2 separate regions of the Homo sapiens genome follow, and region 1 is linked to region 2. A link is an interaction called in ENCODE POLR2A ChIA-PET data of the cell type or tissue named here. Cell type or tissue: PC-3. All regions are shown on one strand. Each heading gives the region's core, and the rest is flanking DNA. Links, peaks and the distances in the headings are about the cores only. Region 1 holds the start of ASCL5 (achaete-scute family bHLH transcription factor 5). Region 2 overlaps DDX59 (DEAD-box helicase 59).

Region 1 (16,637 bases), core at 975-5,974, 470 kb before region 2:
CGGTTCTTGTCAGGAGTGCCAGAGAGTATGCTTTTAATCAGACCAGGTCACTTCCCTCCTTCAGAGCCATCAGGGGCTCCCCATTTCCTAAGGCGTGAGTTCTTTATTGAGACCTGTAGGGCCTCAAGGCCATGTCTGCTCCTCTGGCCTTTAGCCTCAGAACCAATTGGCAGGAGTCTTGGAAGTGAGGGAATTGGAAAGATCCTCCAGATGTGTGCACACCTAAGTGGGTGTGGGGTCTTGAGTACCAGGCAGGCAGTGAATCCCAGGCTGCCCCATGAGGCTCTGTGTCCTTGGTAGGAGCTGCCTCATCTCCCCACCAGCTCCCACAGCTCAGGCCCTGCCCTAGGGGATGAGGCGGGAGCTGAGCTTGAAGAAGTGATGGAAGCGGTAGAGGGGGGATGCCCCAAGCCAACATTTACTGTCTAACACTGGAGCATGTGTTTCCCACTGCACAGGCAGTGCCTGTGTGGCTGCAGGGAGTCAGTAGGTGCCGTGGACAGAGTGTGGTCCGAAAGCCGGAAGCCACCTGGGTTCTCAACCCAGCTCTGCCCCTTGGCAATGCCTGAACCCCTTTTGAGCCGGTTTCCTCATCTCTAATAATACCAGGCCTCAGGGCCTAGCCTGTAGTAAATCCTCAACAAATGAGGTGCTGGGGCCTAAAGCTCCCTAAATGACCAATCTTCCACCGAGTAAATTAAGTGGCGTGGCTAAGAGCACGAACACTGAGCCCAGTACCCTGGGCATAAATCCTAACTGCCACTTACTAGGTAGGCAGCTTAGAGTAAATATTCAAACTCTATATGCTCTGTTTCCTCACTGCAAAATGAGGCTACAACTACTGACTGTGTTGGGTTGTCGGAGGGAGTGCATTGTGAATGTGTATAAAGCACTTAGAAGAGTTCTGCAGTGTAAGCGCTCAGCAAGTGTCGGCTGTTCTTGGTCACGTCACTATTATTACTATCACCACATAACCTCCAGCCATCAAGTCAAGGTTCTGCAGATTCAACAGGGACTTCCTACTCAGTGTTACCAGGGGCGCTTTAGGCTCCAGAAAACCCTGACCCCTCAGCTAGATCCCACCCTTGTTGAGGTCCAACTCCACACTTCCAGGTGGGGCGACTTCTCCTCCGGCTCCCCTGCCCTGAGGCGTGGAACTGAGCATGGAGCCAAGGCTGCAGGCAGTGCTGGCTCTGAGGGCGCCTGAGCTCTTGAAGGTTTGGGGGCTCCTCTGATTCCTGCCTCCAGGTGGACACGGAGGCCAAGGCTCCAGGCTGGGAGTCGGGACCCCTGACCCTGGCTCCGCTGCTATTCGCTGTGTGACCTCGGGCAGGGCAGGCCTCCTCTCTGAGCCTCAGCCTCTCCAGATATCCTCTCCGGATAGAGCACATTAAACTAGCCCGTGGTCTCGCAAAGCACGGTGTACACACGCGAGGCGATTTTAGGTGGTACCCAGAAGTACACTTTTTACTGTAGTAGTTATGTAATTACGTTAATGTGTATTAGAAAAAAACATAATTGGCACATACATCTCACAATTTTGTGGATATTAATGCTAACGACAAGTAAAAAGGGGTCGGGGAGTGAGCATATATAAAGAAAATCATTAGGAAAACAGCGAGTACAAATGATGCTATAAATGGCAGAAACCACGGAAGCAGCTGTGTGCTGACGATGCCAGTTTGGGTGCCCTGAACCAATCGCTCTCTAAGGGACCTTCAGATCTTGCATCTGTACACTACAGAATCTCTAGATGTCACTCTGCGTGTTGACCGACTGGGGCTGAAAAGCGTGAAGAGAGGGTTTGCCCAAGGCTCTGCTGCTGCAGTGGTGAGAGGGCAGCTCAGACCAGGTCCTGAATGGATCCACACAGGGAAGGACACTGTGGTGCAGTGGCCAGGAGTGTCGGCCGGGAGGCTAGACCGCAAGGGTTCATTCCCAGCCCTGACTTTTCCTAGCTGTGTGACCTTGGGCAAATCAATCTGTCTCCATTTCCCCAACTAAAACATGAGAATAGTAACTTCTCTCATGGGGTGTGACGAGGGATAAGTGTGTGTGAGTGTGTAGGGAGCAGGGCCTGGCATGTAGTGAGTGCTGAGTGGCTGTGGTTGTCTGTCATTCCTAATACGTGACTGTGTGGCGGAAAGGAGGGCCTCCCCACGGCTACCGAGAGAGGTCCCTGTTGGCACCTCAGCCTAGTCCCTAGGCTTTTTCTGTCTGCAGAGAAACAATGTAGAGTTCGATGTGGAGTGAGGGTGGGAGGGTGGGGAAGCAGAAGCTAGAACGCAGGTCTCCCAGCTCCCAGCACAGGCCTCCCAGCTCCCAGCACAGGCCTCCTCCCTAGAGCCGCAGGCCTCACCACACAGAGCTGGGCCTTCGCCTTGCCGGAGGCTCATCTAGTGGGCCGCGTATCCCTGGGCACACCTCTTTCCTCTCTGGGTGCCACTTTCCTCAGCTGGCCACTGGGGAGGATGGCCTTGGTGACCTCCACGGGCCCCTCCAGCTCTGGCTTCAGGCAGCTTTGTGCATGTGCGGTGCAGCTACCCTGCAGTCCCTGGTGGAGGCTGGCGGTGCGAGTGCCCCCCAGCCCTGCACTGTGTCCCTGGAGAGCCACTGCAGCCCTCCTAGTCCCCGGTTCAACCCCTGGAGTGCCCAGTGATCACCTGACAGTCCCCACCCCCAAACTGGTATCATGAAAGCCACTCCAGAGAGAGTGTTGTCTTCTCCTGACCATAAGGACTTCCCCCATAAAAAGAGACTCCCTGCGTGTTCCTGGTCTCTTGCCCTTCACGCTCACGACGCATTTCCTACGCGCTAATTCAAGTCCCTCCTGCTGTATGGACTTCCATCCAGAGGCTATCTGAGGCTCCCTGCCAGCTGGGCCAGATGCATCCCCCTCCCTTGGCTCTCAGCAGGGCAGCGCCCTAGAGGACAGCATCCCCACTCCTCCTAGGCTCCAGCCCAGAGCTGCATGTCACTTGCCCAGACTCAGGGCAGCCAATCACAGGAGGCCAGGAGTGGCCCTCTCTCCTTCTTGGGAGCTGATCCCAGATCAGAGGAGCCCCCACCCCCTGCCGCCCCTCCTCCCTCCCCTTCTGGGTGTGTTGCCGTTTGAAGTTGAATCAGGTAAAGTGTACCTGGCTCCCGGTGCTGTGGCAGGAAAGCCCGGCCAGAGGCTGCTGAAGGTGCTGCTGGGCAGGCGGGCAGCCCCGGAGATTCCGCAGTCCCCCCAGGAGGTTCAAGAGCCACTGATCAGGATAAGCGCTGCCGGAGGAACAAACCCAGAGAGGTAACCGTGCGAAGGTGGTGGCTGAGGGATGTGCCCGAGTTTGATCCTGAAATAGTGATAGCCCCACCCGGCCTGGAGGAGGGAGGCCAGGAACACTGTTTACTCAGGGCTTAGTCACCCCTGATGGCTTTCCTACCCAAAGGAAAGGAAAACAGAGCCAAGCCACCTGCTGGCTGGGGTTACGGCACCCACCAGTGCTGGGAGAAGGCGAGATCAGCTGTGCTGCCAAGGACATTGCCACTGAGCGGGCATTTTCCCATGGACTTGCTCGTCGTGAAGGGTCTAGGCAGGAGGAGAGCTAGGCCTGGGTCTGAACTTGGGAGCAGGCTCAGGAGGTGCAGAGCAGTGGTGAAGGGCCTGGCCACAGGAGAGATGGCCCGGGCTCACACCCTAGCTCCATTACTTAATTGTTGTGGGACCACAGGCCATTTGCATATCTAGGTCTCTGTCCCTTCACCTGTTAAGTGGGTTAATAATAGTATATGGCTCACAGCACTATGTGAGAATCAAATGGGTAAAGTGCTTAGACTAGTACTTGGCATAGAATAAATGTTATATAAATATTTTTGTTGTTTTTAATCATGCTATTTACTAAAAATATGATCCCCCTTAAACTCACTTAAGCTTGCTGAGCCTCAGTTTCCCCATCTGTAAAATGGGAATAGAAAGTGATTTAAGGGAGGGCGGGACACAGTGGCTCATGCCTGTAATCTCAGCCACTCAGCAGGCTGAGGCGGGAGGATCACTTGAAGCCAGAAGTTCAAGATTCTGTCTCTACAAAAAAATTTTTAACAACCCAGCATGGTGGTGTGTAGCTATAATCAGGAGGCTGAGGCAGGAGGATTACTTGGACCCAGGAGTTCAAGTTTACAGTGAGCTATGATCGTCCCACTGCTCTCCAGCCCACATGACAAGGTGAGATCCTGTTACTTAAAAAAAAAAAAATTAACTTTAAAAGAGCTAAGGGAACTTGAAGAGATTAAATAAATAAATTGCTAGCACATGGTAAGGTGCCTAGTAAATAACAGTCTCCTTCCCTACGGTGTGAGCCAAGATTCTGTCCCCGTTAGAACACAGCATTTCCTCCCACTCAGTGCCTGTGCTTTTTATCCTGCTCCCCGAGGAGGCAGTTTGGATGGATGAGTTTTGTATTTTCAGGCTCAGACCTCTGCATCGCTGCTCTACCACAGACATTAAAGGAAGGTGACACGGCTCGTGAGACCACCTGCTTTGCTATAACAGTCATGGACTGGTGACACTCACCTGTGCCCATTCAATTGCCATTCATCCAGCAGCAATTCAATTACCCCTCCACATCAGGCTACTTCTTGGACACCTCCTATGTGTCAGGGGCAGGGCTGGGCCCGCAGGATACAGAGGGAGCATGAGGTTCCTGCCCTTCAAGGAACTCCTGCTCCTTGAAAGAGCAAGACACAAATGCACAGCAAGGTGAACAGCAAGGCGAGGGCACGCCAATGAACTATGACCACTGAGAGCAACGCACCAAGGCTTTAGGATTCAGGGAGAAGGAGAAAGAGCAGAAACAGGAGAGGGTAGTAAAGCTCTGTGGACAAAGAAAGACCCAAACAGCTTCCAGAAGTAGGAGTTGGATGAGTGGAAAGGCAAGGGGCTAATTCTCCCGGAAAGGAGCAACTCTGTGAACATGGGCTAGAGGGGAGAACGCAGAGGCTGCTTGAGAGAAGAGAGTTATGTTCACGCTGAAGCTGAGGGCTGATTTGGGGATATGGGGGAAAAGAATGTTGGAGAGAAGGATGGCAGACTGCTGGGAACCTAGATGCCGGGCCTGGGAGTGTGAACAGCTGTTGATTACTGAGCACTTCCCAGCCACGAAGCGTGCCAGCGTGTTTTCATGCACGATCTCCTTGAACTTCACAGTAACCTTAGGAAGTGAGTGCTGTTACTCTCCCCAGCCTACAGAAGAGGAAATGGAATAGGCCTGCTCAAAGTCATATAGCTGGGAAGTGGCAAAGCCAGGATTCTCAGACACATCTGGCTGGCTCCAGAGTCCCTGGTCGTAAGCCAACGTATGACAAGTTCAGAGAGCCCCAGTTCCCTCTAAAATACAGGTAACCGCATGCATGAGACAGGTTGGAGAATCCCAGTGACAGCCTGCACACAGAGGGAGCTGCGAGGGCCTCAGCCACCAGGAGGGGAAACTGGGGTGGGGGCAGTGGAGAACCAGGGCCATGGTCTACCCTGGCCACAGGTCCAGGCTCTCCTGGCCTCGGTCCCTCCTGTGGAGTGGGGGCTGCAGACACCCACTTCACAAGGACACCCTGAGGCTCGAATGAGATCCAGAGTGTGAAGTATCACAAGTGCTGAACAATGTTGGTTCATGAATCTCCTTCCCTCATTACGGGCACCGTCTCCCCTCCAGCCCTGCAGCTGCAGTCACTTCCCACCTACGAATTCTCTGGATCTATTAATATGATCTGCAGAGGCCACCAGACCCATCTTCCTTGGGAACCCTCAAACTTTTGTTCTGTGGCCCCTAAGGGCTTTTTTTCCCCCATGAAATAGCCGTCACCTACAAGGGATACTCCTTTTTGTAGAGAAAGGAGTGAGAATCCTTTTTCCTCTGTTCCCCTGAGTTGGCAATAATATGGGCCCCAGGGCATGACTCTGCTTGAGCTTGGCACTGGAGCCTAGGGCAGTAGGGCCAGGGAGGAGACAACAATGACGATGGGTGTGTGGTTCAGAGGGCAGAGGCTGGCAGGCAGCACCCTTGGGGGCAGCTTCCATGGTACCCACCCCTCAACCCCAGCCTCCCTAGCTTCCTAGCCTGTGAACCCAGCTCTGAGGCTGACTGTTCCTCATCAAGGGAGGCTCAGGCACAGCTTGAATTTCTGGGATTCAAACTGATTTCATCTGCAGAACCGCCTGGTTCATTCTGACCATGACTTCACTGTGTCTATAGGATGATTTTCCTTCCTCTTTGTCTTCTTTGAAATTAACATTGATTAATCATAAGCATTCAGAAACACTCTTGAGCACCTATGTGTGTAACCAATGATGAGAACAGGAATTGCAGTAACTTGCATTTGCACAGCAGTGTGAGTCACTTCAGCCAGAGAGAGCAAGTTAAATACTGGGTTCCTAGTCACAATTTTGGCCAGGGTCTCACCTTTCCCTTCTGCAACCCCAAAACCCACCCCCAATGAGGTTGTTGGACTCCTCAGAAGGTATTTCTACTCCCCGAAAGGCAAAGTACGGAGCAGTTTTATCTGATGGTAAGATTTGTGAAGAGTCACATTAGCACTTATTGGTGGCTTTGGGACAAGAGTCCAGGTGTCGGGCTCCTGAGCCATAGACTCTTCCTCCTCCCCTTGGGTGGGGTGGGGTAGTAGGAGTAATGTAGGGAATGGACTTTCTTCTGAATCTGAGTCTTATTCTTCTGGGCTAAGAAAGACTCATTCCTGGACAGGATGACGATGCCCCAGTCCCAGAGTGTAGAAAGGATCCCTTGAATCCCAGGTCAACATTTATCAGCTGTGTGACCTGCGGCAATTTGCTTAACCACTCTTTGCCTTGTTCTTCTCATCTGTAAGTTGGGGATACCATCAGTCCTGACATCATAAGGCTGTAATGAGAGTTTTGTAGCACACTTAGAACAGCGGCTGGCATATAGGTAAGTGCTAGGCATGTGTGGGCACTAAGATGCAGTCCTTTTTTCTTCTACTAAACTGAGGGCAGCAGTTGAGGTTGTCCTCTGCTGGGTCCCCAGCCCACAGAAGGATTCCTTGAAGGAGCTCAGGAGATGTTATTTGGTAGGTGGATTGACAGGCGATAGAACACACGGTTGAATAAATTCAATTTATTAGAATTATTTGAATTCAGTTACCCTTTTCATTCAAAGATTGGAGGGGAAAAATCGGACATTTAATGCATAGAATTTTCCTTTTAGACTCAGGACAGATGTGACTGTGGGAAGCTACTGGGTGTAAGCATTGGTGGAACAATATTGGTGGGGCACCTGCCGTCCTGGGCTTCTCTTAGCCACATCCAAGGGTCCTAGAGCTTCTGGGAGCTTTTCTGAAGGTCACCCGTCCCTTAACGGCAATAAGAGCTACCATTAATTCAATTGCTTTTAGGTGCCACGTGGCTCACATACATTACCTTTGTCTTTACAGTAACCTCTAAGGTAGGTATTATTACCTTCACTTTTCAGATGAGGCAACAGGCTTATAGAAGTCAGTAACTGGCCTAAAGCTACTTAGCCAGTAAGAGCAGCGCCAGGATTCATCCCGGCCAGTTTAATCTAAAGCCCGTGCTCAGGGTTTAGCAGTGGGGTGGTTGCCTCTGGGAACATCTTCCCATAACTCCACAGCATTGCAAATGCCTGGTTATATTCAGGGAACTGGGAAGGACTAAATTCCTCACCCAGCTCCACCCCCAGGAGATCCTGTAACAATCATTACTCATAAAAAAGGTGGGGACCGCTGCCCGGCCAAGAAAGTCCTCATATCAACCCAATGAGACCCTGGTAAATTCAATCGGCTGTGTGACCCTGAGCAGCTCTCTTAGCCTCTCTGAGCCTGTTTCCTCTTTTGTAAACAGGAACAGTAATACCTTCTCTCAGGTGTGAGGATAGCATGGGATAAGGAAAGCAGAGCACGCCGCAAAGCACCAAGCATCAGAGGGCACCTAATCCACGCGAGCCCATCCTTCTCCACCCTGTTTCTCTTCTTTAAGACTCTCAGCAAAGTGATGCCACATTGAGGACTTGGCTTGGTCAGCCCATGTCAAAGCTCTGTGAGCTTTTCTCTTTGTGAAACTGGATGCAGCCAGGTTGCTGCGGAGCAACAGAGGTTTCCAAACCTGAGGCAGGGAGGATGGCGTGGAGGGCAGCGTGAGGGGCTAAGCAGGCTCTGGGGCCCATGGATAGTACTTCCTCATTCAGTGCAGGCTAAGGGGGCAAGTGGGGCTGGAATCCCGCCTGCACAACACCCACCCAGAGCATGAAGCATCATTTTCTAACCCAGCAAGGTGCCATGTGGGCTCATGGTCACAGGGCCTGGCTGCCCCTTCTCCCATCAGTGTTGAAACTATACCCGTCAAGATTCTGAAAGGATTGCTTATGTTGAATATGTGGTCTGGAGTGTTCACTATGTATATGGTGGGGGTGGTGAGGTTATCCTTCTAGAAATATGTACAGGTTATGTGACAGACCCCCCAAGGGAGATTGTAAGATTTCCTATTTGGGTTTTTGTTGTTGTTTTGGGGTTTTTTTTTTTGAGACAGGGTCTGAGTCTGTCACCCAGCTGGGTGCAGTGCTGCAATCACAGCTCACTGCAGCCTCCACCTCCTGAGCTCAACTGATCCTCCCACCTCAGCCTCCTGAGTAGCCGGGACTACAGGCATGCATCACCACATCCAGTTAACCGTTTTTATTTTTAGTAGAGATAGGGTCTCTACTAAAGTATGCAGAACCTAATGAAAGATGAATACAATATTTAATGAGAGATTTTTTTCAAGTTAGTGATAAAAAGATGGCCTGCTTAATGAATGCTAAATAAATCGACACTGCTAATTATTGGTCTACAAAATTAAAACAGAACCCTATTGGAAACCACACACAAAACTGAATTCCTAAAGGAAAATGTAGCGGTGAGTAAGACTTAAACAAGACTAGAAGCACAAGGTTCCCAAGCTGGTCACAAATTCCTGGGCTCAAGCGATCCCCCCACCTCGGCCTCCGAAAGTGCTGGGATTACAGGTGTGAGCCACACACCAGCCCCTATTTGTTTCTTAAAAAAATACATTTACCCTGAAGATTTAAAGGCAGAATTTCCTGAAGTGTATTCTATTTGATGTTAGTGGGCTTAAGACCATTTTTTAAGTGTTCTGTGGTTCCATTGGGAATTTGGGGGTTAAATACAAACAGGTTTCTTTACCTGCAGGGCTTCCCAGGGCCTCTGATGCTAACATGCCCTCCAAGGGCCAACGCTAATGTGGGTATCCAAGGAGGGAAATGCGGGGAGCTGCATTTCTCAAATTATGCAGCCCTTAGGGGAAAGGTTTTAGCAACCACCTTGCCTGGAGGCAGGGGAATGAGTGAGGATTCCACAAAGCTAATGAGTTCTGTCATTCTGAGTCCTTGGGGCTTCCTTACAAATGTTCCCAGTTTTTGGCGGCAGTGGGTAGAGGGGAGGCTATGGAAGCAGTCTCCCTGTTGCTGCCCAAAAGCAGCATTATGGACTGGTCAACTCTCAGAAATCTCTCAGAGTGGTAGGAGAAGAAGAAGACTATGGAATCACTTTCCCCAATACTTCCTTCAGAGCCATGGGTTCCCTGTTGAAAGAGACATGTTCAGCCAATTCCTGACCTCAGACCCCCAACTCTGGTTCCAGTCCTGCTAAAGACAATGAGGAAAGCCTGAAAGGTAGAATTATGTTGTCTGCTTCTTCAAAGTTCACATCTGCCTTTGCCTCCCCAGGGCTTCCCACCAGTGTCAATCAACAAACACTTAACTGAGCGTGTACTGTGTGTCTCAAAGAAGGATAAGACCAGAGTTCTTGGGCTCACAGTTTACAGCCTGGGTTGGGGGCAGTGACAGGAAGAGCCCTGGGGAGAGGGCCCTCAGGTTGCCTGTTGCCCATGCAGAGTATAAGGCTGAGGAGGGTGGGGAGACAGGGCCCTGGTGAACATTGAGCACCAGGGAGAGGCCTGGGAGAGATGGGCAGGGGATGAGTATGAAACCATTAACAGCAAGTTATGATAATGTGCCATCCCCAGGGGTGTGGACAGTGAGATCCTCTGGCAATAGGGACAACAAGGGGCTAATATTGGTGGGGCAAACACTAGTGCTACACAATTAGAATTGGCAAGGTATTGCAAAGGAGGCCCAGGAGACCCCCGCTGACAATACGCCCTCTCTGGTGCAAGTCAGATTTGAGGATTAGAAAGTTCTTTGCACAATAATTGATGATAGCTGGCCCTAAACAAACTAACTGTACATGGTACAACTGAGCGTAGACTGCAGGCCTAACAGCTCAGTGTAGCTTGCACCACGAAGAAAGCTCTGGGGAGGAACAGCAGTTACTTCCTGCCAAGCACATCTGCTCGGCTGCTTCCCAGGGCAAAGTAAACTAGAGTACAGCTGGTAATGAATGGGGTTGCTGAGGGCAAGGAGTGGCTCTGGTCCCAGAGAGGAACCAGGGCCCCTTAAAAAGGTGGACAGCATTGCCTGCAACTAATAGTCTGTGCCTACTCAATGCAATCAATGGGTTCACTCAACTAGCTCTTTCAGCAGTCACCATGGGGGCTAAGAGTAGAGGAAAAGCTCTTCCACTGTTTCAGAGTCACATTTTTATCTAGTAAGTTGCCTAATGCTGATGCAACTGCTATTTTTAATTCAAAACAACAAAATACATCTAATTGTATTAATACATATTTTATGTATGTGTACATAGTGAAAGTTTAAGTGATACGAATTGCTTCACAAACACAGGGAGAAAATTAGTAGATGTTGACAGAAAACTCAGTAGCTTTTCCTAAGGGGTCTTCTCTTACCCTGAATTTTCCAGGAGACCTAGGGACCCACAGTCCCCAAAGGGAGCTGTCACAGGAAGTGATGACTTCGACACCCGTGGGGTCGGGATGCGAATTTCATCAATCTGTTGCCGCCACTGCGTCTCACCACCACACCGTGGCGCTATTGATAGCTGGTTCTGCCCAGTCCCATGAACTTAGCCGATGAGTAGGTTCCCTGCTACTGATAGATCCTCCTGGGGCCTTTGCTCAGGTTTTCTAAGCTCAGGCAAGGGGGCTCCTGCTGCTTGACTCAGTCTGATGATACTCCAGTCTGTATCTTCCCAGCAGCAGAACTCCATGGGCCACCCTCCAAACACATCTTCAAGGGGGTGCTACCCTCCCAAAAGATGACCGGGGTGACCTTTAGTTCTTCTCTTAGCAGAAGCTAAATAACAGCATTATAATTGGAATCTTCAGCGGGACATCCCCTCCAGGAATTATCATTATAATTGTAATTCCTCTCCAGCAGGAATAATTTACTAAGATCCTTTTGTTAGGTCAGTGTAAACCTCTCTGTTCCTTTGATCAGATGAGAAGCCACTAGTAGAAATACTGAGGGAAGAGGTGGGAAACTGAGGTGGTGGATTAACCTTTATTAGTTCATGAATTCCTAACAGTGGGCCTTTAAAAAGTGACTTACCCTTCATGTGCCTCAAGTTTCTCACCCGTAAAACCAGACAATATTAGCACCTACCTCTCAAGGATGGCGTGAAAATTAAATGAGATGATTCACATCAGGCTCTTAGCATGAGGTCTTGCACATCATGAATAATAAGTGTAGCTATGATTATCATTATTATTATTATTTCACTACAATGTTTGTTTGCTGTTCTATCCTAGTACCTAGAGCAGTCCCAGGATATCCAGGACCCTCTGTACATATTTACTGAATGAAAATCACGCCGCTTAATGGTCATATGCTACACTGTGTTCCTCAGCTTCTGGTATTCAGTGATAGATGCAGAACACAATTCCCTTGCAGCTGTGTACCCCCCTATGGTATCTTGCAGATAGGTTATGAGTTCTCTTTTTTTTTTTTTTTCTTGAGACAGGGTCTTGCTCTGTTGCCCAGGCTGGAGTGCAGTGGTGCAGCCTCAGCTCACTGCAACATCTGCCTCCTGGGCTTAAGCCATCCTCCCCTACTCAGCCTCCCCCTGAGTAGCTGAGACCACAGGCACATGCCACCAAACCCTGCTAATTTTTTTAATTTTTTGTAGAGACAGGGTTTTGCCATGTTGCTCAGGCTGGTCTCAAACTCCTGGGCTCAAGTGATCCTCCCTCCTTGGCCTCACAAAGTGCCGGGATTACAGGCATGAGCCACCTCGCCTGGCTTATCAGTTCTTTTCTAACAGTAAAGACAGAATTGGCTTAAGAAATACATAGTCCTGCTGTGAAGTTTCTTGTTTGAATCACCTTTCTGAATTGTTGTATGAAAAAAGGTAAATAGTATATGAGGAAAATAAATAAGTTATGAATATTAAATCAACATGAACAAATAGTAAGTTGTACTTGTTAAAATTGTCATAAACTTCTGACCCCTATCAAATTAAATTTAAATAATTAAGTCAAATATGAATAGACAGGGATCATATGGGAGAGTGTAGTCTGGATCCCAAATTTGTACAATAAAAGAGAACCGCTAGAAAATCATTTTGAGCAAGGGACTGATAGGTGTTACCTGAGAAATAAAAGCCCTAGCCCCTGCCTTCCGACTGCTTACATTCTGGTTGAAGACATAGAATGCACAACCTTAAAGAGAATGTGCCATCTTAGAATGCACAACCCATGTTGGAAGCCGGAGCGCTCAGGCAGTCAGGATGGGCAGGAGCTGGAATCAAGGATGGCAGGACTCTGGGTAAAGCAGAGAGATGTAGAGAGGGCCCCCAGGACCGGAGCCAGCACAAGCCAAGTGTGAGATCCGGAAAGCAAAGAGTTCCAGAGAAGATTGACCTGAGAGATCTGAAGGTCTGTTTGGGAGACATTTTCTAGAACCTTCTCTTGAAAGCAACGGGGAGGCTTTGAAGGCCACTGAGAAGGGGAGGGATATGTGAATTTGTCCTGAATTCTCAGACATTTGGTTTCACTCTTTTTTTTTTAATGGAGTCTTGCTCTGTCATCCAGGCTGGAATGCAGTGGCATGATCTTGGTTCACTGCACCCTCCACCTCCCAGGTTCAGGCGATTCTTCTGTCTCAGCCTCCCAATTAGCTGGGATTACAGGCACCCACCATTCCACCCAGCTAGTTTTTGTATTTTTAGTAGAGACAGGGTTTCATCATGTTGGCCAGGCTGGTCTCGAACTCCTGTCCTCAAGTGATCTGCCCACCTCAGCCTCCCAAAGTGCTGGGACTACAGGCGTGAGCCACCATGCCCGGCCTGGTTTCACTTTTGAGAGCATACCTAAGTCTCCATGACGCTTAGAATCATTGTTGATTTTTCTTGGTCCTCATTTAGTGTGGAGGACAAAGCTAGCTGGAAACAGACTCAGGGCCTGCAAAAAGGACAGAGGTGAGAGGGTGCAGAAGGAGACATTCTCGGGAATCTGAGTTTGCCACCACCTCCTCCTGTCAGGGAGAGAGCTAGCTCCTTTCTGTCTCTTGGAGAGGCCGTGCCCAGTGGCCAAGGTGTCATGCTGCCCATCACTCACTCACTCGCTAAGTCCTGATCATCTTTTATGAAGAGGGAAAAAATAATAGAGTAGTGTGATAAGTGCTAAGATGGCACTTATGGAACACTGTAGACACACACAAGAGGGGGGAGTGCGATCAGAGAGGCTTCCTAGACAAAATGGCACCTAACTTGGATCTGATAACCACATGCAATGAAGCTTGGTGGCACCTAAACTCAACACACACCAATTATTTCTGAAATAACAACTTCCTAAAGCCTATGAAAGGCTACGTGTAATCAGTCCCACCCTGACAAACCCAGCTTTCTGCCTAATCCTCTCTCTGTTATTCCACATGTATTTGTGGAGCATCTAATACTCAACAGGGGCTGGGCTAGGCTCAGGGCATACAGGTGAAAGAATAGACAGCTCCATTAGGTGCCATGGAGAAACCCAGGGTGGGGTGAGAGGGTGTATCCCAGACCACAGGGACTGGGGCAGGGAAGGCTTTGATGACTGTCTCTGCCAGGCAGAGGGCTTTGAATGGACCAGCAACACCTACCTTGTTATCAAAGAGGCATTCCTTTCCATAAAGAGTTGGCTTCCCTCATTGGCTGATGGCTGCTGCTGCTAATCCAATAAGCAGTCTCAGACCCGCTTCTAGATGTAAGACCCCGGAAGGGATCAGTGATGAGACTTAATCCCCCAGTCTCAAGGGACATGACAAAACTGGGCATTTTTATAAGCTATGACCTTTAGGAGGTGTTTTTTGCATATATTTTTTCACATTTGATTCTCATATCTTATTAATTTCCTGTCAAGGATGTTTCCCTTGCCCTTCCGTTATGGAAACCACGACTCAGAGTGGTCACCCGACTATTAAGGAGTGGACACAAGATTTTAACCCAGATCTGTGCCCCTTCAGTAGCCAACCGCCTCTCCTCATGAGGCTTACAATCCCGTTTGCGGGTGGGGATGATACAAAGAAGCCCATAATACAGGTCTTTCCTAACTGATATGTTCACTCTCCTCTCCTCTTCTTTAGAAATGTTCCCGGGGACTCCCTCCACTGAGCTGGCGCACTCCTAACAGCAGCCATCAGTTTGGGGACCCCGGACAGCCCGGGGATCCCGAAGGCCGCGAGGACCAAGGACCAGGCGCTGGGGTGGGTGTGGAGGACATGGAGCCCGTGGTTTAGGCCTGAGGTGCCCATGTTGGGTGGCAGCAAGAGGCAGGGTGGGCGGGTCTGTGGCCATGCCCATGGGTGCTGCGGAACGGGGTGCGGGCCCTCAGAGTTCCGCGGCGCCATGGGCTGGCTCTGAGAAGGCGTGCACCGACCTCCTGAGAGGGGCCACACTTGTCTAGGGCGATGGCTCTTGTTAGGGAGTCATTGGAAGCCACCCTAAAGGGCGAAAAGAGGCCCTAGCAAGTCCTGGTACCCAAGAGCTGCTGCTAGCGATGTGACTTGCCCCACTGGTGGAGACGGTGCAGACCCCAAGCCGGGGCCATTCGGTGGAGGCCTCGCTCTGGGTCCAGCTCCACGCGGCACCATGAACAATAACTTCTGCCGGGCTCTGGTGGACCGGAGGCCTCTGGGGCCCCCCAGCTGCATGCAGCTGGGCGTCATGCCCCCTCCCCGGCAGGCGCCCCTGCCCCCCGCCGAGCCCCTGGGCAACGTGCCCTTCCTGCTGTACCCGGGCCCAGCAGAGCCGCCCTACTACGACGCCTATGCGGGGGTGTTCCCCTACGTGCCCTTCCCCGGCGCCTTCGGGGTCTACGAATACCCCTTCGAGCCAGCCTTCATCCAGAAGCGCAACGAGCGCGAGAGGCAGCGAGTCAAGTGCGTCAACGAGGGCTACGCTCGCCTCCGCGGCCACCTCCCCGGCGCCCTGGCTGAGAAGCGACTCAGCAAGGTGGAGACGCTGCGCGCCGCCATCCGCTACATAAAGTACCTGCAAGAGCTGCTGAGCTCGGCCCCCGACGGCTCGACGCCCCCCGCTTCCCGCGGCCTCCCGGGCACCGGGCCCTGCCCCGCGCCGCCCGCCACCCCCCGTCCCGACCGCCCTGGCGACGGCGAGGCCCGGGCGCCCTCCTCCCTGGTGCCGGAGTCATCCGAGTCCTCCTGCTTCTCCCCGTCGCCTTTCTTGGAGTCGGAGGAATCCTGGCATTGATCGGGCCTGTGGCCGCCCCCGGCTTGGAGGATGATCCGCCGGCCCCGTCCCACTTTCGGGAGCAGCGGGAGGCTGTTGGGTCACCCGCGATGCGCCGCAGGACGGTGACTGTAGGAGGTCCGCGGCGCTCCCGTGTCTGCGACACCCTCCCTCCTCCACCAGCTTGGGGCGGAAGTGCAGGGCAGCGGGTACGATGGGCACGATAGAGACCTAGGAGCTCCGTGGGTGAAGCGAGGGGCAGGGCCTGGGACTGCTCCGGGCGTCCTGCGTCCCCTCCGGGGTGCAGAGGGGCTCCCCAGGACGGTCATCCCTGGGTCTGGCTCCCGCTCGGCCTCAGGTGGCTCTGCTCCGTCCTTCCTTGCCGCAGGCGCAGTCCAGTCTCTGCGAGTCCCCGGGATGCGAGCCCGACTTTGAGCCCTCGGTTACCATGCCACTGCTCTCCACCAGATGGCCTCAGATACTAGCGACTTCTTTGGGAGCACGCTTACTCCTCGAGAAAGGAACCCAGAGGAAGGGATGGGAGGCCAGATTGCTGCTGGCGCTCAGCCCAGACCGAACCTACAGACTCAGCAGAGGCGACCTGTGTGCCCCGGTGGCGTTCTCTGGCTTCCTGGGTTGGGAGGGGGGGTTACTCCCTCCCCGCATCCCCCCCATGAGGTCGTCTAGTTTTGTCCCAGGTTGGGTGGGGACTGTGGTTTTTTTCCCTCAGACTGTAAGCCTTGGGGGAGGGGGGCGTGCATATAGGTACATAGGCACTGCGTCGGCACCAAAGAGCTAAATAAAAGGATTGTTGAATTTTCTCATTCCTAGATCATTGTCTACCCTCACCCTTCCTGGTGCCCCTTTCTTATTCTCACTCCCAGCCCAGAGTACTTGCTGGGAGGATATGTGGGGTTCGCTGTTAGCTCAGCACATTTAAGATTCAGTGTTGTTAGCTCAGGCGTTCAATGAATTTTTTTTTTTTTTTTTTTTTTTTTGAGACAGGTTTTGCTCTGTTGCCCAGACTGGAGTGCAGT
Region 2 (13,230 bases), core at 5,775-10,774:
TCTTTTTCTTTTTCTTTTTTTGGGACCGAGTTTCACTCTTGTCGCCCAGGCTGGAGTGCAATGGCACAATCTCGGCTCACTGCAACCTCTGCCTCCCAGGTTCAAGTGATCCGTCTCCCAGGTTCAGGTTCAAGTGATTCTCCTGCCTCAGCCTCCTGAGAAGCTGGGATTATAGGCATACGCCACCATGCCTCGCTAATTTTGTATTTTTAGTAGAGACAGTGTTTCTCCTTATTGGTCAGGCTGGTCTCGAACTCCTGACCTTAGGTAATCCAACCGCCTCAGCTTCACACAGTGCTGGGATTGCAGGCATGAGCCACCGCACCTAGCCTCAAAATATACTCTTAAATGTGATCTATGGTTCATCTTAAAATAATCACTACCATACCTTACTTGTTAGTTTATAGTGTGTAGAGCACTTTCACAAATAGTTTAACAAACATTTTGAGTAATTACTATTTCCCAAGTACTGATGAACTTGTGAAGTATGAAGTATGGCAGGAAGGGAAGTGAGTAAAAAATGTGGGGAAGGCGGGGCACAGTGGCTCACGCCTGTAATCCCAGCACTTTGGGAGGGCGAGGTGGGCAGATCACCTGAGATCTAGAGTTCAAGACCGGCCTGGTCAACACGGAGAAACCCCATCTCTACTAAAAATACAAAATTAGCCGGGCATGATGGCGCATGCCTGTAATCCCAGCTACTCGGGAGGCTGAGGCAGGAGAATCACTTGAACCCAGGAGGCGGAGGTTGCGGTGAGCCGAGATTGTGCCATTGCACTCCAGCCTGGGCAATAAGAGTGAAATTCCGTTTTCAAAAAAAAAAAAGTGGGCAAAGAGAGGAAAGATAAAGGAGAAAAAATTGGAAAACTAAAGAGTAGTAGAAGATAGTGTGAGAAAAAAAAAGTGCTAGATTGTTTAAAATATAGGTCACGCATGCTGGAAGACCAAAATAGAGCCATAAAGCCCGAAATAGGATATGGGTATATATGTAAGTTATATGGACAAAGAAAGAAGTGAATCCACAAGAGAGCTAAGAGGGAAAGACCAAGGGTAGCATGCCAGCTTTGACCAGATCTGCATGGTGACTATTGGGTTCTCTCTTCAGGGGAGGATGACTGTAGATTACAGGGTCCAATAAACTAGGAGCAAACCTTCAGTTTTCTCACCTTGGTTACTGTGGACACCTCTCCCCAGCCCCATTTTGATCTTTCATTGTATTCTGTGTTATGTAAGAAATGGGTTTAATTTATGATGGTTTTGGAGGAAAAAAGTCTGCAGTAAGCAGAAGGCAGGAGGACTCATACCCAGTTGGGAACACTTTAAAGGGGCCATGTTCCTGGAATCCTTGTGAAGATTTAGTTCATATCAGCAGGAATTAATTGCTGGTGTTTTTAAACTTGTTTTTCACATCTTTGCAGAGCAAAACTCCATCTGCGCTCATTCTTACACCAACCAGAGAGTTAGCCATTCAGATAGAGAGACAAGCTAAAGAATTGATGAGTGGCCTGCCACGCATGAAAACTGTGCTTCTTGTAGGGGGCTTACCCTTACCCCCACAGCTTTATCGTCTGCAACAACATGTTAAGGTAAGCACTGATTTGATACAATGTCTTTGAAAAGTTTTGTAAGCAATACAGGAACTAGTGTTTTTTTTCCCCTTGAAGAATTTTTAAAAGTATGATTTTAGAGAGCCTTTAAATTCTTACCAAGTAAGCCTTAGGTTTTTTTTTTTTTTTTAGTTTGTTTTATATAGGAAGGGAAAGAAGCACAATTTATTGAGTGCCCATTATATGCCAAAGGCTGTTGAATGTTCTGACATGCATTATCTCATTTAAGCATCACATTTACTTCTGAAGGTGGGTTGGCATAATCCTTAGTCCATCTTTTATAGTTGAGAAGTTGAATCTCAGAAAGGTGGAGTTTATCTAAGGATCTATAGCTAATAAATAATAGTTGCCAAAATTGACCCTTAATTTACCTGTCTTTCCTCCTTCCTTAGCCATGCTGTTATGCGTAGTCTGTATTTTCTGGTATGTAAAAGTATGTAAAAGCAATGTGGTCTGATTCTAGCTTTGAAACTTGGTAGCTGTATGGCCATAGATAAGTTACTTCACTTCTGTGGGCTTCAGTTTTCTTGAGTTTGAATGGGTGGCTGAAGATACCTGCCTTTAAAATAAAAATGTTTAATGGAAGGTTTGGCACAGATGCTGACCAATCAAAATAGACTGCAGCTTTGGTGCAGGAGCTGGGTCCTCGGGGCCCCTTGGTGTTCTGGGCATTAACTGTTTAGTTAACTAGGGTGGTAGGGCGGCCCTGGCGACCCAGGGGACAAGCTGGGTTGGCAGGGAGTTGGGGAAGGGCACTCAGGGGGCTGGGGCAGCAGTACCAGCTGGGATGAAGCTCCTGCAGTATTCGACAGCTTCTATGGGTGAATATCAGCCTTTCATGTTGGAATCTTTTGAAGGTCAAATCAGATTTATCTGACAGATTTAAAGCCTGTAAAATGTTGTTTTAAGAAATTACAGGTTGATAATTAATGGGATATTGGATCAGTGATTTTTTAAGGTGGACCTCCAGTATATAAAACAGACAAAGGTGATATTAATGCCAAATTATAAGTTCAGCAGTATATATTTATAAAGTAAACAATACAAGTACTTTTGATGGGCATCAAATTTGAAGTTGGGTTAATGGAGTTTAACTGCAGTCTCATATCAACCTCTGCCTTAAATTTATTTTCATTGCAACGAATGGATAACATTATAATTCAAACGCATAAGTAGCTGCAAACTTCTAACAGCTTTTAAACTAAGCTTGCATTCCAATTCTTAAAAAAATATATGTTAATGTATTGGTGTTAGTCTCTAGTTGCCCAGGCTGGAGTGCAGTGGTGCAACCTCTGCTCACTGCAACCTCCGTCTCCCAGGTTCAAGCGATTCTTCTGCCTCAGCCTCCAGAGTAGCTGGGACTACAGGCGCCCACCACCATGCCCAGCTAAGTTTTTGTATTTTTAGTAGAGATGGGATTTCACCATGTTGGCCAGGCTGGTCTCAAACTCCTGAGCTCAGGTGATCCACCTGCCTCGGCCTCCCAAAGCACACATTTTTTAAAAAAACAATCTCAAACTTAAAGAAAGGTGGTAAGTACAGTAAATGGAACTTTTTTTTCCTCCCAAACCTTCTGGAAGTAACTTGCTGACTTGATGCCCTATCACCCCCATATACTTTACAGTATGATTGCTACAAACAAGGACATTATCTTACATAACTGTAATACAATTATGGAATCAGGAAATTAACATTGTGTATTAGTCCATGCTTGCACTGCTATAAAGAAATACCTGAGACTAATTTATAAAGAAAAGAACTTTAATTGGCTCATGGTTCTGCAGGCTGTACAGGAAGCATAGTGGCTTCTGCCTCTAAGGAGGCCTCAGGAAGCTTCCAATCATGGCAGAAGGCAGAGGGGGTGCGAGGAGCTTCACGTGGCCAGAGCAGGAGGAAGAAAGAGAGTGGGGAGGTGCTACACACTTTTAAACAACTAGATCTCACAAGAACTATCATGATGACAGCACCAAGGGGAAGGGTGTTAAACCATGAGAAATAGCCCCCATGATCCAATCACCTCCCTCCAGATCCCACCTCCAACATTGGGGATTACAGTTCGACATGCAATTTGGGTGGGGACACAGATCCAAACAGTATCACGTTGATAGAGTAGATTACATCAGGAATTAATATTGGTATCATCTACTCCTCAGTCCCCATTCACATTTTTATAATTGTTCCATCACTTTTTATAGCACAAGAATCCAGTTCAGAATCACATGTTGCATTTAGTTGTTGTGTCTTTGTCATCTCCTTCAATTTGAAACAGCTCTTCCATCTTTCCTTTTTTCCTCATAATCTTGGCCCTTTTAAGGTTTACAAGCCACTTACTTTGAAGAACATCCCTCATTTGATTAGATTCAAGTTACATGTCTTTGACAGGAATATCACAGAAGAGATGCTTTGTTTTTTTCATTGCATCCTTTTAGGTTGCACAGAGTATCAGTATGTCCTTTTCCTAGTGATAGGATCTGTAAAGTAATTGTCAAGTTTATTTTTTTCCCCTTTGAGTTTAGTAAATATTTTGGGGAGAGTACTTTGAGGTGTACTTTGAAATGTAAATTTCTCATTCTTCACCACACTTTGAATTTATTTATATATTTATTTATATCTGTATGGACTCACAGCTTCCTGTTATTCAAAGGTTTACAATCTATTATCATTATTTGTTTTGATACTCCAGTTGATCTCTATCTGGCCAGTGGAAGCACCTTCAAGTTGGTTTCTATGTCCTTTGTTCAGATCTCCATCATTCTTTGAGTCTTCCTTACCTTCTATCTAAAGAAGATGTTCCATACTTACATTTTTCTTTCCCTGCCCCAGCCCTGGAATCATGCCTTCTCCAAGGAGCCCTGGTTTATTTTACTAGAGGATAGTATTTAAAAAGAAAGATCTGGGCTATGTGCGTTGATTGCTATTGGACTATCACTGCTTCTAGGACTTCCCAGTGGATAGAGCTAGGGAATACAGTCATCGCTGGGCGTCTGCCAGGGATTGGTTCCAGGATCCCCTGCGTATGTACCAAAATCTTTGCAGACTTGAATCTTGCAGTTGGCCCTGCTGAACTCGAGTATTGTTGGTCCGTGTTTGGTTGAAATTGGTATGTTTCAGTGGACTCACACAGTTGAAATCCATGTTGTTCAAGGGTCAGCTGTATATCTAAGTGTGTGTTTTTCTGTATCTATATTTATTAGAAACCATGAGACTATGAGTTCATGTTGATACTTCCAATTCCAATTCAATGCAACAGGATTCATTCATGTTTGTAACTGACAGAAACCTGCCACTCATTTTCATTTATGTATTTGTTTATTTATTTGACCAATCCTCCTCTATGTAGCCTACCTCCCGCCATCAGCACCGCCCTGCCCACAGCGATGCCCTCCTCACCAGACTCCACCCTGCACTCTCCTCAGCCCCTCAGGCTGCAGCACCCCATGCAGGGCCGCCTTTCTGTGGAGGCTCCTGCTTGCCCACCTGTCACTCCCACCCCTCTCACCAGCCTGAGCTCTCTCCCAGGTGCCCTCTGAGAAAACATAACCAAAACCTCTGTTCAGCAAAGTTGCCCTCCAAGAGCAAGGACAACATAAAAAGCTTTTCAGATAAACAAAACTGAGAAAGTTAATACCAGTACACCATGTAAGAGAACTTTAAAACTAAGGTAGTCTACAGATAAAGAAGATTGTGCCAGAAAGGAGGGTGTGGGATGGAAGAAATAATGGTGGCCAAGGAAAATAGTAAGCATGTGGGTAAATCTCAGGAAACATTGAATGAAACAGTAATCATAATGAACAACCTGTAGGTTTCAAAATACAATAGAAGTTAAATACTGGCCAACAGTAGCTTAGAAGCACAGGGGAGATGTGATTGGTATTAAAGCATTTTTCCTTCTTGTTTAAAAAAAGGTAAAAATAAGCTGAATGCAGTAGCTTACACTTGTAATCCCAGCACTTTGGGAGGCCAAGGCGGGAGGATTACTTGAGCCCAGGAGTTTGAGACCAGCCTGGGTAGCATAGAGACCTTGTCTCTGCAAAAAAACAAAAAATTAGCCAGGTGTGGTGGCATGCCTGTAATCCTAGTTACATGGGAGGCTGAGGCAGGAAGACCCCTGGAGCTGGGGAAGTTGAGGCTACAGTGAGCCACGCACTCCCTGCTGGGTGACAGAGCGAGATTATATCAACAACAACAACAAAAAGCCCCCATTGTTAGCCACTAACATGTTATAAAATTATTAAGAGCCTTAAGCAACCTTAGAAATCACTTTGCCCAACCTCTTAATTTAAAAATGAAATAAAAAGCCCAAAGATGTTACGGAATTTTCACTTGTTTATAGAACCATAGCAATCAAACTGCCTACAAGGTCCTTCCTGGTGCCTTGGTGCCTGCCTCAGCCTGCCCCATTCTCCCCATTCCTTACCATTTAGAAACTTCACTGGCCTCCCAGCCTCAGGAATGTCACAGATACTTTTCTCCTTAATCACTCCTCACCTTGCTCATGCCCACTCATCCTTTAGGTTTGACCTGTGTGTTGGGTAGGACTGGATAGGTCCCTCCAGTTATGGCTTAGTGTATTTATCTCATGAGTACTTTCTGGTTTTATCTGTTTCTTCCTTTGTATTACAAGTTTCATGAGAGCAGAGACTATGTCTGGCTTATTCATCACTGAATTCTGGGTGCTTAACACAGTGTCTGGTACATATTAGTTGCTCAATCAATATGGAATGAATGAATGAAAATAGCTATTACTGATTTTTTTAATTTGCTTTTTCTCTTTTATTTAGGTTATCATAGCAACCCCTGGGCGACTTCTGGATATAATAAAGCAGAGCTCTGTAGAACTCTGTGGTGTAAAGATTGTGGTAGTAGATGAAGTAAGTAGTGGTATTTAAAAAACAGTTACATGATTTTACACAATTTATGGAAAGTATAGTTATATAATTTCATTGTATGTTCAGTACCTTTTCTCTCTCTCAAAAAAAACCTCAGGGACTTTTAAAGCATTGCAGCAGGTTCCTGTGTAGCACTGAAGCTAACATAATGTGTACTACACTAAAATTAAACCAGAGCTGTCTTTTCCTAATTGACAGAAAACACAAATTCAATATGTACTCTATTCTCAATGGTAAGTTGTTTTTTTTTAAGCATTTGATGCTTACTATTATTTGTTTACAAAAATAGTCAGTGTCAAGTAATGAGACAGGGTCTTGCTCTGTTGCTTAGGTCACCCAGGCTGGAGTGCAGTGACGGAAACACAGCTCACTGCAGCCTCAACCTCCCACACTCAAGTGATCCACCCACCTCAGCCTCCTGAGTAGCTGGGACTACAGGCACACACATCACCATGCCTGGCTAATTTGGTTTTTGTAGAGATAGGTCTCACTATATTGCCCAGGCTGATTAGTCTTGAACTCCTGGGCTCAAGGGATCCTCCTGCCTTGGCCTCCCAAAGTACTGGGATTATAGGCATGAACCACCATGCCCAGAGGATGGCCTTTAAATTTTTTTTTTTTCTATGTGGACATAGGCATCTGTGATCCTGATTTTCTATGTTACATATACTATAGAGGCATTTTTATACTTTTGGCCTACTTAATAAGATGAAGTAAAAGTGTTGTTTCTCAGTGATATTCTGCCATGGGAACATAGGACCATGTGCCAGCCCACCCTGGGCATGTGCCATTTCTGCCTGCGGGGCACATGCATCTTCCCACATGTCTCACCAGCAGTGACAGAGCAGAGGCCTGGCGTTACCCAGCAGTGATCACAAATGCGTGGTGCTGGGTGCTGACCAGGATAGTGTCTTAGCCTGCCTTCCATGGGCCCCAGTAAGTAGCAGTAGGATAGAACACATAGCCAGTACCCGCAAGACCAAGATTTGAACATTTACTCCACCTCCCATGAGAGCTTAGGCAAGCTGGTTAATCTTCTAGAGCTATGGCAAGGATGAAGAATGATGGTGAAAATGGCTTTTTTTTTTCTTGAGACAGTGTTTAGCTCCTGTTGCCTAGGCTGGAGTGCAATGGTGTGATCTCAGCTCACTGCAACCTCCACCTCCTGCGTTCAAGTGGTTCTCCTGCCTCAGCCTCCTGAGTAGCTGGGATTACAGGCACCTGCCACCATGCCCAGCTAATTTTTTTTTTTTTTTTTTTGAGACAGAGTCTTGCTCTGTCATCCAGGCTGGAGTGCAGTGGCGTGATCTCGGCTCACTGCAAGCTCCACCTCCCAGGTTTGTGCCATTCTCCTGCCTCAGCCTCCCGAGTAGCTGGGACTACAGGCGCCCGCCTCCATACCCAGCTAATTTTTTGTATTTTTAGTAGAGACGGGGTTTCACTGTGTTAGCCAGGATGGTCTCAATCTCCTGACCTTGTGATCTGCCCATCTCGGCCTCCCAAGGTGCTGGGATTACAGGTGTGAGCCACTGCACCCGCCCAAAAATGTCTTATAGACTGAAGAGTCCTGCTACTGCAAAGTCAGCATTTTTCTGGCGTGGCCATTTGGTAGAACTGACATTGCTAAATCTGATTATCATTAGACAATACTGTCACCCTGAACATGACTGGGCTTCCCTTTGTTGATAAGCCCCATGTTCTTAAATTCTCCCCATCTTATGAGCTAGAGAAGTAATTTTTTTTTTTTTTTTTTTTTTTTGTAGACAGTTTCCCTCTGTCACCCAGACTGGAGTACAATGGCACGATCTTGGCTCACTGCCACCTCTACCATCTGGGCTCAAAGTGATTTTTGTGCCTCAGCCTCCCAAGTAGCTGGGATTACAGGCATGTGCCACCAAGCCTGGCTAATTTTTGTATTTTTAGTTGAGACAGAGTTTTACCATGTTGGCCAGGCTGGTCTCAAATTCCTGGCCTCAAGTGATCTGCTCACCTTAGCCTCCCAAAGTGGTAGGATTACAGGTGTGAGCCACCGCACCCGGCCTGAGAAGTAATTCTTAATATGGATTTTAAGGTTAGTTTCCATTCATCCTCATTTCTCTCTTTGTTTTTAAAATTTGTTTAGAGACGGGGTCTTGCTATGTTGCCCAGGCTGGTCTTGAATTCCTGGGCTCAAGTGATCCTCCTGCCTTGGCCTCCCAAAGTGTTGGGATTACAGGCGTGAGCCACTGCACTTGGCCTCATCCTCACTTCTCTTTACAGCATTTTCATTTTCTTCCACTAACAAGGCTTCATGGGACACTTTCGTGCTGTGCTCACCATTATGGTACAAGGGAAGTATTCATTCAGCAAACATTTATCAAGTGCCTGTATGTGCAGCCTGTGTCCCAGCTCCTTGGCATTTAAGGAATATGGTTTCTGGGTGATCTAGAGGGGAAATGAGCTGGTAAACATAATCAGTTATATACTGAAACTGCAGTCAGTACAGAAGTATTATTTAGGTACAAATTGACCAATTCTGGATAAGTTTGGATGGCATCACAGAGAAGTTCTGAATAGCATTCAAGCCTACAAGGTGCTGAAATCTTGTTAGAGAGAAAAGATACATATACTGAAGTAAAGGCGAGAACGTTATCATATGTACAGAGATACAAAAGTACTAACATGATGTAGGCCAGGGGTTGGCAAACACTTTCTGTAAAGGACCAGATGGTAAATATCTTAGGCTTTGGGGGCCAATGTAGATGGTATGAAGATGAATGGGTGTGACGGGGTTCCCATAAAACATTATTTACAAAAACAGGTAAAGGTCTAAATTTGTCCCCAGAGCTGTAGTTTGCCAATGGCTGATAGAAGATACTAGTGAAAAAATTGAACTGTATGGCCAGGCACGTTGGCTCACGCCTGTAATCCCAGTACTTTGGGAGGCCGAGGTGGGCGGATCACCTGAGGTCAGGAGTGCAAGACCAGCCTGACCAACATGGAGAAACCCCATCTTTACTAAAAATACAAAATTAGCTGGGCGTGGTGGCGCGTGCCTGTAATCCCAGCTACTCAGGAGGCTGAGGCAAGAGAATCGCTTGAACCCGGGAGGTGGAGGTTGCGGTGAGCCAAGATCGTGCCATTGCACTCCAGCCTGGGCAACAAGAGTGAAACTCCGTCTCAAAAAAAAAAAAAATTGGACTGTATATGATGCCAATTTTTCAGAAGAAATAAGGTCAGAAGGAGAAATGAGAGAGTAAATATATTAGCACTGCAAAAAATGGCTTCTTAGAGGTAATGGGATTTGACCTGGGCTTCAAAAGATGGAAAAAGATTGAGAAAACTAGAGGATGTATCAGTTCTTCAAAGTGAAGGGACCAACATAAGCAGAGTCAGAAAGTCCAAGTGCATGTGTGCAGGGGGCAGAGAAGAGACCACCAGCTTGAAGAATTCTTCCTGAGAAATAATAGGAGGTAAAATTGGGTTGTTAGGGTGGGGCCAAATTATAGAGGGCCTGCACAGGAAGGCAGAGGAATTTGGATTTGATGTGGGAGTCAGTGAGGCTTTCTAAATTATTGAGTAGTGGTTTAAGAGGTTACCCTGCTGCGTGATACAGGAGAAATGAAAGAATCTAAGAGCAGCCAGCAATCCAGACAGGGGTAAGGGGTCACACGGTGGAGGCAGTAGGAGTCACAGGCCAAATCTGAGAGTTGCAGCGGAGGAGTCCCTTGTGAGTCTTCTGATGCCTGAGGATGAGAGAGGAAGAAGAAGGCAAGAGAGGTGACTCCATCAATTATAGTTGTGCCTTTAATTTTAAAAAGGACAAATGAGCAAATCTGGGTCTTGGTAGTAATGTTTGAGTTTGGCTTTAGACATGGTGAATTACCTGCAAATGATGAACTAAGGGGTAGTATTCTGAAGATCTAAAATAGGCATTGGGGAGTCCCTCTGAGCCTTTTCTGGCTCAGGAGGTTGCCGATAAAATTTTAAAAAATAAAATAGGCATCGGAATCCATGAAACGTATGGTTTCTCTAAGGGAGGCAAGTTAGAAATGAGCAGAAACAGAGGCAGGGGCTAGGGCTAAGGGCCTGGCTTGTGGAGTCTGAAGATGAGTCAGTAAAAAAGCTGCTTGAGACACCAGAGAGGAACTGAGAATGAATAATATCCTTGAAGAAGAGAGAACCATTGTTTCAAGAGGAGGATGAAGATGCAAATAGTCAGAGGTGAAAACTCAGATAATTCCTTTGAAATGATCTGCTTTGCGACCCTCCGTGTCTTCTGTCATACCTGTCCTTTGGCCTGGAATTCTCTCCCATCCTTTCTACCTGCTCTTCCTTCTTTATCTTTTAGTAACTCTGAAATCCCTCACTCCCCCTGTCAGATTTTAGGCCTTTGTTTCTCTCTGCTCTGTTGAACTGTGCATAGATTTTTAAATTTTTTTCTTAGCACAGTGTTTGCCCAAGTTTCCTTAATAATAGGAGTCACCTGGCTTGCTTAGTGACCATCAGACGAGACCAGACCTCTCACTTGGATATTCTGATTCAGTAGGTGTGAGTTGGAGCCAGGAATCTCTACAAACTCATTCCAGGTGATCCTTTTGTTTTTTTTCCCCTCAGGCAATTCTTTTTTTTTTTCCCCGCCAGGCTGGAGTGCAGTGGCGCAATCTCTGCTTACTGCAAGCTCCGCCTCCTGGGTTCATGCCATTCTCCTGCCTCAGCCTCCCGAGTAGCTGGGACTACAGGCGCCCACCACCATGCCTGGCTAATTTTTTGTATTTTTAGTAGAGATGAGATTTCACCGTGTTAGCCAGGATAGTCTCGATCTCCTGACCTCGTGATCCGCCCGCCTCGGCCTCCCAAAGTGCTGGGATTACAGGCTTGAGCCACCACGCCCGGCCCTTCAGGTGATTCTTATCTTCAGAGAGGTTTGGGCCACACTGACTAGTAAGTTGCCTGACATAGGAAGGTGCTTATTCAGTGCTTAGAATTAGTGTTCATTTATTTACAAAATATATCATTAGGGCTTTTCATGTGCTCACACTTGTTGGTTTTGAGAATACAGTGGAAGATGAGACACACAAACTGTCTCGTGTAGCTGTGATAAATGTACACAAGGCGATACGGCAGTGGCAACGAGGGGAGGGGGGTTACCTTGGATTGGTAGTCAGGGAGAGCTCTCTGAGAAGATGACATTTATGCTAAGATATGAATGAGAAGGAGCTGGTCATGCGGAGATCCATCTGGAGGGAAGACTTTCAGCCAGGTGCCAACAAGGAAGCAAGCATGAGGTATTTGGGAACAGAAGGAAGGCTGGTGTGGCAGAGTCACGAGCAGTGAGGGGAGAGTGCTTGGAGATGAAGTCAGAGAAGTGGACAAAGATGAGAACTTGTAAGACTTTTTGGTCATGGTTAGAAGTTGGATTTTATTCTAAGTGTGATGGGAAACCATTGGAGGGTTTAAGCAGAGGAGGATGAAGATCTGATTTATATTTTAGAAGAATCTATCTGGTTGCTTGAGAATTGGTTATGGGATGGGGGTGACGGGATTGCGAGCAGTCTTGCAAATATGAGTTGGGAGAAGCGACCAGCTCTGAGGTATGCTAGTGGGTTGACAGGATGATTAATGGAGTCAGTGTCAAGTGGTAAAGAGAACAGATGAAATAAGAGTTTCTGATGGCGCTGTTTCCTGAGATGTGTTCTGGGACAGGAGTGGGTTTGGCAGAAAGGAAATAGAAACTTCTGTTTTGAATGTGTTGAATTTGAGGGGCCTGTTGGAACCAAGTGGAGATGTTAAGTCGGCAGATAGTTTCTACCACTTGAGTTCGGGGAAGCAGTTGTGGCCTGAGATATGATTTTGAGAGTCTTTGATGCATGCATGATATTCAGAGCCGTGGAATTTGTTGATCTTATCTGAGGAGAGAGCACAGATGAGGAAAGAAGAAGCCTGTGACCCAGCCCATGGGGCTCCCCAATGTATAGAGATTGAGAGAAGAGAAAGGAGGCTCAGAGTAGCTAGTGAGGGAGGAGAAAAATCAGGAGAGGAGATGTCTGGGTGCAGGGGCCCACGCCTGTAATCCCAGCACTTTGGGAGGTCAAGGCAAGAGGATTGCTTGAGGCCAGTAGTTCAAGACCAGCCTGGGCAACATGGGGAAACCCAGTCTCTGCAAAAAAAAATACCAAAAATTAGCCGGGCACGGTGGCACATGCCTGTGGTCACACCTGTGGTCCCAGCTACTCAGGAGGCTGAGGCAGGAGGATCACTTGAGCCCAGGAGGCAGAAGTTGCAGTGAGCCATGATTGCACCCCTGCACTCCAGCCTGGCGACAGAGCAAGACCCTGTCTCAAAAAAAAAAAAAAAAAAAATGCTTTTTATGGCCCACTCTGCATTTTGAATAACATCTGTTGAATAATTTGTGCACATTAAAGACATGTTAGAAAGTGGGGGTGGAGCCTGGGCAACATAGCAAAACCCCATCTCTACTAAAAATACAAAATTAGATGGGTGTGGTGGCATGTGCCTGTAGTCCTAGCTATTTGGAAAACTGAGGTGGGAGGTTGGCTTGAGCCCAGGAGGTTGCACAGTAAGCCAAGGTGGCACCACTGCACTCCAACCTGGGTGACAATTCTTTTTTCCACTGAATAATATTAAAATGAATATTCAAATTTTAATATGGATGACAGCACATTAGTGGGCCCTTAAAAATACAATGCTGAGCTGGGTGCCCTGGCTTGTACCTATAGTCCCAGCTGCTTAGA

Evidence for each region. ChIA-PET counts read pairs that join two places held together with the same protein. Peaks named below come from ENCODE experiments on the same cell type or tissue, not always from the same donor. Only the 100,000 strongest peaks of a DNase experiment are listed, where the experiment ranks them.
Region 1: POLR2A ChIA-PET joins it to region 2 with 5 read pairs; 1 of 35 experiments calls an interaction of 5 or more read pairs at or near these places.

Annotation. Positions count from the first base shown.
Region 1 is chr1:201,113,736-201,130,372 of GRCh38, reverse strand. It overlaps ASCL5 (achaete-scute family bHLH transcription factor 5), which reads left to right and starts at 3,189. Exons shown (of 2, transcript NM_001270601.2): 1 at 3,189-3,289; 2 at 14,496-16,430. The coding sequence starts at 15,001. The coding sequence ends at 15,621. RefSeq lists enhancers at 2,014-3,004, 3,005-3,995, 14,600-15,120 and a silencer at 15,771-15,820. In PC-3, for the core only: a CTCF peak has its summit at 3,474 (motif pointing left); DNase peaks (open chromatin) are centred at 3,042 and 3,412; H3K4me3 peaks cover 1,055 bases; H3K27ac peaks cover 462 bases.
Region 2 is chr1:200,652,275-200,665,504 of GRCh38, reverse strand. DDX59 (DEAD-box helicase 59) reads left to right here. Exons shown (of 8, transcript NM_001031725.6): 3 at 1,419-1,586; 4 at 6,389-6,478. Among named protein-coding and RNA genes, the nearest start is that of DDX59-AS1, 11 kb to the left of the region's middle. RefSeq lists an enhancer at 12,089-12,148. In PC-3, for the core only: no CTCF peak of the experiment used is centred there; DNase peaks (open chromatin) are centred at 6,094 and 10,624; H3K27ac peaks cover 749 bases.